3 separate regions of the Homo sapiens genome follow, and regions 1 and 2 are each linked to region 3. The links are chromatin contacts, found by Hi-C or POLR2A ChIA-PET in ENCODE. All regions are on one chromosome and are shown on one strand. The core of a region is the stretch at or near the end of the contact, and the rest is flanking DNA. Distances in the headings are between cores, read along the strand shown.

What was found. Hi-C counts contacts between places; a loop is a spot of excess contacts on that map. ChIA-PET counts read pairs that join two places held with the same protein, here RNA polymerase II (POLR2A). Pooled maps may share reads with other maps.
Region 1: a pooled map shows a loop between it and region 3 (3-fold over the local background). The contact joins two enhancer-like sites. A Hi-C loop is called at or near these places in 4 of 50 pooled maps. POLR2A ChIA-PET finds 5 or more read pairs at or near these places in 3 of 52 experiments (GM12878, K562 and activated CD8-positive, alpha-beta memory T cell).
Region 2: a pooled map shows a loop between it and region 3 (7-fold over the local background). The contact joins two enhancer-like sites. A Hi-C loop is called at or near these places in 5 of 50 pooled maps. POLR2A ChIA-PET finds 5 or more read pairs at or near these places in 3 of 52 experiments (H1, naive thymus-derived CD4-positive, alpha-beta T cell and naive thymus-derived CD8-positive, alpha-beta T cell).

What each region holds. Positions count from the first base shown.
Region 1 is chr4:40,246,211-40,248,910 of GRCh38, reverse strand. It overlaps RHOH (ras homolog family member H), which reads right to left. Exons shown (of 3, transcript NM_004310.5): 3 at 1,944-2,700. Among named protein-coding and RNA genes, the nearest start is that of RHOH, 51 kb to the right of the region's middle. Within about 2 kb of position 1,275, at least 5 of the 41 ENCODE cell types and tissues checked have a DNase peak (open chromatin) inside an H3K27ac peak, as active enhancers do.
Region 2 is chr4:40,120,381-40,123,080 of GRCh38, reverse strand. N4BP2 (NEDD4 binding protein 2) reads right to left here. Exons shown (of 18, transcript NM_018177.6): 9 at 772-2,700. Among named protein-coding and RNA genes, the nearest start is that of N4BP2, 65 kb to the right of the region's middle. Within about 2 kb of position 1,385, at least 4 of the 41 ENCODE cell types and tissues checked have a DNase peak (open chromatin) inside an H3K27ac peak, as active enhancers do.
Region 3 is chr4:39,468,111-39,470,848 of GRCh38, reverse strand. LIAS (lipoic acid synthetase) reads right to left here. Exons shown (of 11, transcript NM_006859.4): 8 at 685-830. Among named protein-coding and RNA genes, the nearest start is that of LIAS, 10 kb to the right of the region's middle. Within about 2 kb of position 1,253, at least 14 of the 41 ENCODE cell types and tissues checked have a DNase peak (open chromatin) inside an H3K27ac peak, as active enhancers do.

The DNA.
Region 1 (2,700 bases), core at 26-2,525, 780 kb before region 3:
AAGGGCGCCTCCTAAGTACGAAATCCTTGAAAGAGAAGAGCCAAACTCTCCTCTTCCCTGTCACTCCCTTGTTCAAAGGAAATACCTGAAACCTGAGGGGTGGAAAAGTGAGATAAGAAAAAGAGAATATTGGCCAGGCACGGTGGCCCACGCCTGTAATCTCAACACTTTGGGAGACCGAGGCGGGTGGAGCACCTGAGGTCAGGAGTTCAAGACCAGCCTGACCAACATGGTGAAACTCCATTTCTACTAAAAATACAAAATTAGCCAGGCGTAATGGAACATGCCTGTAATCTCAGCTACTTGGGAGGCTGAGGCAGGAGAATCACTTGAACCCAGAAAGCAGAGGTTGCAGTGAGCCGAGAGTGCACCATTGCACTCCAGCCTGGGCGACAAGAGCAAAACTCCATCTCCAAAAAACAAAACAAACAAACAAACAAAAAATGAAGAGAAAGAGAATATTGGCTGGGCACAGTGGCTCACACCTGTAATCTTAGCACTCTGGGAGGCCAGGGTGGGAAGATCGCTTGAGCCCAGGAGTTCAAGACCAGCCTGGGCAACGTAGTGAGACCCTGTCTCTATAATTTTTAAAATTAGCCAAGTTTGGTGGTGTGCACCCATGGTCCCAGCTACTTGGGAGGCTGAGGTGGGAGGATCACTTGAGCTCCAGAAGTTGAGGCTGCAGTGAGCCATGATCACACCACTACACTCCACTGTGGGTGTCAGAGCAAAACCCTGTCTCAAAAAAAGTTTTTTAATAAAAAAAGAAAAAGAGAATATTTCCCAAGCTTTTTATAACATTAAATAATGGTGTATTTCATCTCTGCCAATTTATATGCAATCAGCCTTTGGAGTTATGCTTTAAATACCAAGGATTGGAATGGAGACCTTTGCAAATGATGGTGTTGTGTGACATAGGTGGGTCCCATTCTCATTGCCAGAAAGACAAGGGCAGGACAAAGGTCAGACTTGGAATATTTTATTTAAAAATATATTTTTCCAGCTACTCGGGAGACCGAGGCAGGAGAATGGCATGAACCCGGGAGGCAGAGCTTGCAGTGAGCGGAGATCACACCACTGCACTCCAGCCTGGGTGACAGAGCGAGACTCCGTCTCAAAAAAATAAAAAAAATCTAAAAATTAAAAAATAAAAATAAAAATATATTTTTTAAAATACAGGCTACTTGACTGGCAGGGGTGGAGCTGCAAGCTACATGAGGTCGGATGTGGCAAAGCCATTCAGTCAAGCTGCTCTGGGAGGAAGTGGGGCAGGGTGGTTTTGAGCAGACCCACTTGAGACTCCTGGGGCAGCCACTCACCTGCTGCATGGGCTTGGCCTTGTCACATCAACATGCTGAGCCTCAGTTTCCTCATGTAAGATGGGACTCAGTATAATGTGGGCCTACACACATGTGGCAAAAGAATGCTTCGCTCGGTGGCCGGCACAGCACATCTGAAGCACTGAACAAACTTAATCAGGATGCTTCTAGCTTTCTTGTCACTCACTGCACTGGATTCTGCTGCCCAGTTAACTAGTCAGTGGAAAGTAAGACAGAATAGAATTGCTATGGATGGAATGTTTGTGTCCCCACAAATCTCAAAATGTTGAGGCCTAATCCCCAGTGTGATGGTATTTGGAGGTGAGGACTTTGCGAGGTATTAGATCATGAGGGTTGAGCCCTCATGAATGGGATTATTATCCTTAGAAGAAGAAACACCAGAAAGATGATCTCTTGCTCTACCATGTGAGAACACAGCAAGAAGACAGCCATTGCAAACCAGGCAGAGGGGTCTCACCAGAACCCAACCATGCTGTCCCTTGCCTTGGACTTCCCAGCCTCCAGAACTGTGAGAGATAAATTTCTGTTATTGAAGTCCCCTAGTCTATGGTTTTCCACTATAGCAGCCCAGGCTGACAGAGACAAGAATGAACTACCCGACCATGAAAATTAACTCTTTAATGTCATCAAGAACATATTTAATGCTGCTACTTGGAATAGTTAAGAATCGATATGCAATAGTCTACAAAAAGGTACCACAAATTTTGAAGTATAAGAAACCTGTGTCTGCATCTAGGCAGGCAAAAGTAAGTATGTGCTTATGTAGAACACACAACACACGGATTCTACCCATATGACCTATTTTTCTTCTTACCCCTACAAGGCTGGTGAGGGTCTGCTTGCTTTCTATAACCACTGTGTGGCACAGAAGCCCAATTACTGTCTTTCTCTCCATTTCAGTTTAACACAACTTTACCTCCATTGCCTTCCCTGTGCTGAGCCCTGGGGACACTGAGGAGACCAGGAGGCAGTGCTACCTTCAAGAACAGCAGTCTAGCAGGAAGACAGACACTTATCGGCTCCATTTCTGCCAGATTCTGCCACTGGAAAGGGTTTACACATAGATTCCTGGTCTCAGGTATGAGAGTTCCCAGACGGAGCTGTTAAGCTTGGCTCCCGCCAACAGGTGGAGGTCTCACCTGTGTGTCTTTGCCCAGGTGACAGCAAAGCCATTTGAGTGTGCCCTCTCTGGCCTTCCCTTCCTGCTCTGCTGCCACCGTGGAACCACCTCCTCTTCCTTCACTTAGGATCATGTATGGTGGCCCTTCCCACTTTCAGATACCCACCCCCATCTCTCTTCAACAAGAGAGAAAGAAAAGCCTGGGGGACAGCCCACTGCAGTGAATAGAAATTCCTTCCC
Region 2 (2,700 bases), core at 136-2,635, 650 kb before region 3:
TATATTTGCAGAAAACATACTAAACCACCTTATGCATCACAAAACTAACTTGTACTATTAATTCCTAACTTATGCTTCTATTTACTAAATCTTAGAGTATTTCTATTTATGTTATATGCTATGTTACTGTCTTCACACTTCTTGACTACTGCAGTTATACAAAGCTTCACAGTAAATCTAAGTTATTCCTTTCCATGAGTCTAAATATGTTTACTTTATTCATTTCTATTAGTCAAGACTTTTCAATAAATATGTTCTAAAAAATTAATCTTGTCTTAAATGTATCTGGAGTAGCACCAAAGGATTTTAAAAGGTTCATCCGTACAATTAAGTGTGAAGTAAATACCAGAGAAAACGTTCAAACTATGTATGGGATAAATACAAACTCCATATAAATATTCTCTATTTCTTCCTATTGTATTTTTTAAAGTCCTCCAGAAATGTGTCAAAAATAAGGCACTATGTGAAGTTAGGCAACATAAAATTACTTTTGCATTTCAGTTAACATAGAATATAATTTTACAATCAAAATAGAACTCTCTAGCCAGGTACGGTGGCACATGCCTATAATCCCAGCTACTCTGGAGGCTGAGGCAGGAGAATCACTTGAACCTGGGAGGCAGAGGTTGCAGTGAGCCAAGATTGAGGCACTGCACTCCAGCCTGGGCAACAGAGCGAGACTCCATCTCAGAAAAAAAAAAAATACAAAATAGAACCCTCTGTAGTCTAGTCACACAAAGACACACACATGGTCATTTACTTTTTCCTTACCTGAATCAATACCAACAGGACCAAATAATTCATTAAGTTGAAAAGCCAGTTCAGGGGGTAATGCCAATTCCAGACAGTCTATGGTCAGAGATTTGGCCATCGCTGGAGTGGGATTCAATATCTCGGTTTTATCTTCCCCACTAACTCCAGCTGATAAACTACTTCCTGCCATTAGAATTTCCTTCATTTCCTTCTCATCTTCATTCATAAATTCTTCTTCATCTGAAAATTTCACATAATCCTTTGGAAAATTTTCATTTCTCTTTATTTCAAGAGAATCAGTAAAATAAATTTCTTCATTTAATTCAAGATTTGAAGTACTAGATACAAAGTTAAAAATATCAGAGAAATGTGAAGGAGAATGTATGTTGTCTCCAGTCTCTGTGACTACTAGGTTTTTTTCTGTTTCACTCATATCTTTAGGAGTAGTAGCTTTTAGAATACCTGGAAAGGACTGCTTACTGCTATATAAAAGTTCTTCCTGGCTGTTAGGAAGTATGTCATTATTATTCTTTAGACCCACAGCAGCACTGGGAAATATACTTGTCATCGATTCATGGTTTTCAGGAGTGACAGCTCTCATTTCCGCCTGCTCTGAGTTTCCTCTTTCTGCATCACAAGTAGACTGTGAGTCAGCGTTACTAATACCAATCCCATGGCTAAACTCTGGCACAGGAGAATTAGAATTCTCTAAAGTTCCTCTTTGGCTAATAATTTCTTTCAAATTCAACCCCAGAGAAAAAGGCCCAATTTGTGATCCATCACACGATTTTTGGAAATTCTCAAACTCTGTATCCTCACATAACTTAGTTTCAGAATCCAACAAAAGGCTTGTGGCCCAAATAATATCTTTATTGCACCTCTCATATAAGTCTTTCAGGGCTTCTAATGAAAAGGATCCAAACAGTTTACAAAGAATGTTAAGATTTTCAGATTCATCTGCACTGGTAAGCTCACTTTCTTCAACAAACGTGCTTTTATCATACATTACTCTATATGGAATTGCTTCTTGAACGTCTGATTTTGTGTTAATATTGAAAACTTTCGGCTTAAATCCATCTAATCTTCCTGTTAATACTTTGATAGAATCTGAAATGCTAATTTTATTCTTTTCTATTTTCCATAAAAGAGCAAAATCCTGTGGTTCAGTCTGGGTGCACATGCCTACTTCTTTTCCAGGGTCTCTCTTAGGCATTTGCTCTTGACATTCAGCTAACGTTTGTGGTTCTACTACTCCAGAAACAGTTGGTGCACTATTGGTAAAAGTAAGAGGCAACGATGTGTGTTGCCCATGACTCTTTTTACTTAGACAAGTCTGACTCTCACAGGTCATTTCACTGAGCAGCATTTCAGAACTTCCTAGATTGGAGCTACCCAATGTCTTTAGTTTTTGAGAGCTTGTGCCCCAACAGGCCTCATGTGCTGTAGATAAGGATATTTCATTCATTTTGTCATTTGTTCCAATTTCTAGGTTGGGCTCACTTAAACCAGTCTTTGGCATTCTTGATCTGTGTTCCCTCTGAGCTAAAGAATCAGATGAAGGCCAGTCACCCATAATGTTGAATGAGTTTTTGTCAATATTTTTATAAGCATCATATTTATAGCTATTGAGTGGCTCTGAAGCATCATCACACTGTGACTTTCTGCCATCCTCTACACTTTCATGTGGAGATCCTCGTTGCTGGACACAATCTGTATTCACAGATACACTGTTAACTAATTTGTGTGACTGAGGGTAATTATACTTTTTGTCGCTTTGTACGGATGAAGTTTTTTCAGTTTTTCTGTTCCTTTTTGTCCTCTGACCAATAGTCTTATCAACTGGCCAGTCACCAACAAAATTTGATAGCTCATGTCTTGGGAACTTTTCCAAAGTCGATTTGCTTTTTTGTTTCCCAAAGGCTTTTTTCGTTACTGTTGCTCTTTCTT
Region 3 (2,738 bases), core at 4-2,503:
GCACAAGATATGCTATGGGGGCTGTGATTTAAACTATGACATATCAGAATCTTTCTAATAAACTGTGTGCAATGTGGTAAACAGCAGGTCTTGATTATTATATGAACTTATTACTCTTTGAACCACTAAATAACTACAAGTAGTCCAAGGGTCCTCAGCTAAAATTAAAACTTTGAAATTCCAAAGTTTAAAAAGTCCAAGAATCACAAAGCAAATGGACTTACGGGACTAAAGTTCAGCAAAGTCCAAAGCACACCATGTTATGTGACAATGCTACAAGTAAGCTCTTTCTCAGAGGCCTGGATTAGTCTCATTGATCTATGAACTGTCAGTGCCTGGTACCAGGCTGGCTCTCCAAAAGTGTCCAATGATAGAATGAGAAAAGTGGATGAAATCATGCTTTCAGTGGATGCAAAGGATGGGGAATAAAATGGGATATAAATTTTGTATCCTGAGCGTCATGCATATCACTCCATGAAATTCCAAGAAAATTTATTTCCTTTGCTTTTTTTTTTTTAACTTGTATTTTAGATTTGAGGGTGCATGTGCAAGTTGGTTTCCTTTTCATGCTGCCATCTATAACCATATACTTTTCTTTGTTCTTAGAAGGGCCTTCAAAGTGAGTGGGTTCCTGCTATTACTCAAATTACATGGGAAAGATTTTTCATTTTTCAATTTCTTTACCTTTCATTGTTGCATATACTTGCTCATCATTCTCGCCTAAACCCAACATTATAGATGTTTTAGAAATAACATCAGGCTGAACCTTCTTGGCATGTTTCAGTACACGTAGGGACTGATCAAAATTGGCCCGAGGATCACGAACCTTACTGGAAAACAGCAGGACTGTTGTCAGCAAGAATTACAAGTTCAACCAAGTACATAGTTATGCAAGCAACCTGAAAGACCAGAGAAGTACATTCTGCACATTATCTTAAATCACATAGTTCAAAGGTAGCATTTATGCACAGATGCCTGTTAATTTAGGAAAGAAAAGGCCTCACTGGGCTCCCTAGTTCTATCTCAAGCCTGGGGCAGAGAAAAGTAGAATGGAAGAAATTACTTCAGTTTATGCATTGAGAAACCAGAATTCTGAAGCGAAAAATTAGAAGAGAAAGGAAAAAAAGCAGAAGTAAGAGAGTCTCCATACTGAACAAAGAAAAAAATAAGCTGAACCCACATGTCAGAGGGTTGAAACTTTCAAGTTCATTTCTTTTCTGAAGACTAAGCTGCCCTCTGCTGGTAAGTATACAACACTGCCACATATTAGGTAAAGAAATGCATGATTCTGGAATTTTCACTGGAAAGGATCATGTTTTTAAGTGAAACCAGGGAAACTGGCACCCACTGGTGGTGGTATCATGATGAGGTTGGAACAGGCTGTGTCCTAGACTTCAACAATGGCCAAACCACCATGGCTTAAATGACTTATCCTTTAAGCCAAAAGGCCAGAAAGCTTCTGATGTTAAACTGGATTTCATTTCAATTCTAATGCAGCTTTATTTTCTGTAATTGTTTTTCATTGGAGACTAGTTAACAGGAAAGAGAAGAAACAAATTTATGAACTTAAAAGTAACTGAAACTGACATTATAGAAATCACTTTTTAACAGAATTTCTCCACTGAAATTAAGTTATGGTCTCTACTGTTTATGATTTAGTGAAAATGGTGGTTATTGTTTACTGTAACTTCTTTCAGGCTCTATGACACAGATCATATGTAGAAGCTAATAAAATCACTGCTAAATGCTAAAATTAAAGAAAAAAATGATATTACTCTTGCCCGAAGCTTAAAATGTTCATTTTTCTAAAATTTGAATGGATGTGGATAACAATCCTTACTTTTTTTCTTACATCAGTGTTACTTGCCAATGATTAGTCTTAATTACTGAAATTATTAGGAATAAGAAAGCATAGTGTCTACTTTTTTTAAAAAGTACATCTGAATGATATGAGTTTTTTTCTTTTTTTTTTTTTTTGAGACAAAGTTTTGCTGTCGCCCAGGATGGAGTACCATGGCACTATCTCGGCTCACCGCAACCTTCGCCTCCCGGGTTCAAGCAATTCTCCTGCCTCAGCCTCCAGAGTAGCTGGAATTACAGGTCTGCACCTAGCTAAAATTTTTTGTATATTTAGTAGAGATGGGGTTTCATCATGTTGGCCAGACTGGTCTTGAACTCCCAACCTCAGGTAATCCGCCCGCCTCGGCCTCCCAAAGTGCTAGGATTATAGGCGTGAGCCACGAGTTTTTCTTCTGCATCATTTATTACACATATTAGTGCTGAATATATATATATAAATATATATGAATATATATAATATAAAAAAATATATATATATATATATATTTTTTTTTTCCTTTCTCTTTCTAGATGGAGTTTCGCTCTTTTTGCCCAAGCTGGAGTGCAATGGCGCAATCTCACCTCACTGCAACCTCCGCCTCCCGAGTTCAAGTGATTCTTCTCCTGCTTCAGCCTACCGAGTAGCTGGGATTACAGGCATGTGCCACCACGCCTGGCTATCTTGTATTTTTAGTAGAGACGGGGTTTCTCCATGTTGGTCAGGCTGGTCTCGAACTCCCAACCTCAGGTAATCTGCCTGCCTCTGCCTCCCAAAGTGCTGAGATTACAGGCGTGAGCCACAGCATCCAGCCAAATATATTTTTGAAGTCTTTTCTTTAGAATTACAACCAAAGCAATTGCTCTAGTGTAATTTTTTCCCTCCTTTGAAAACTTTATTT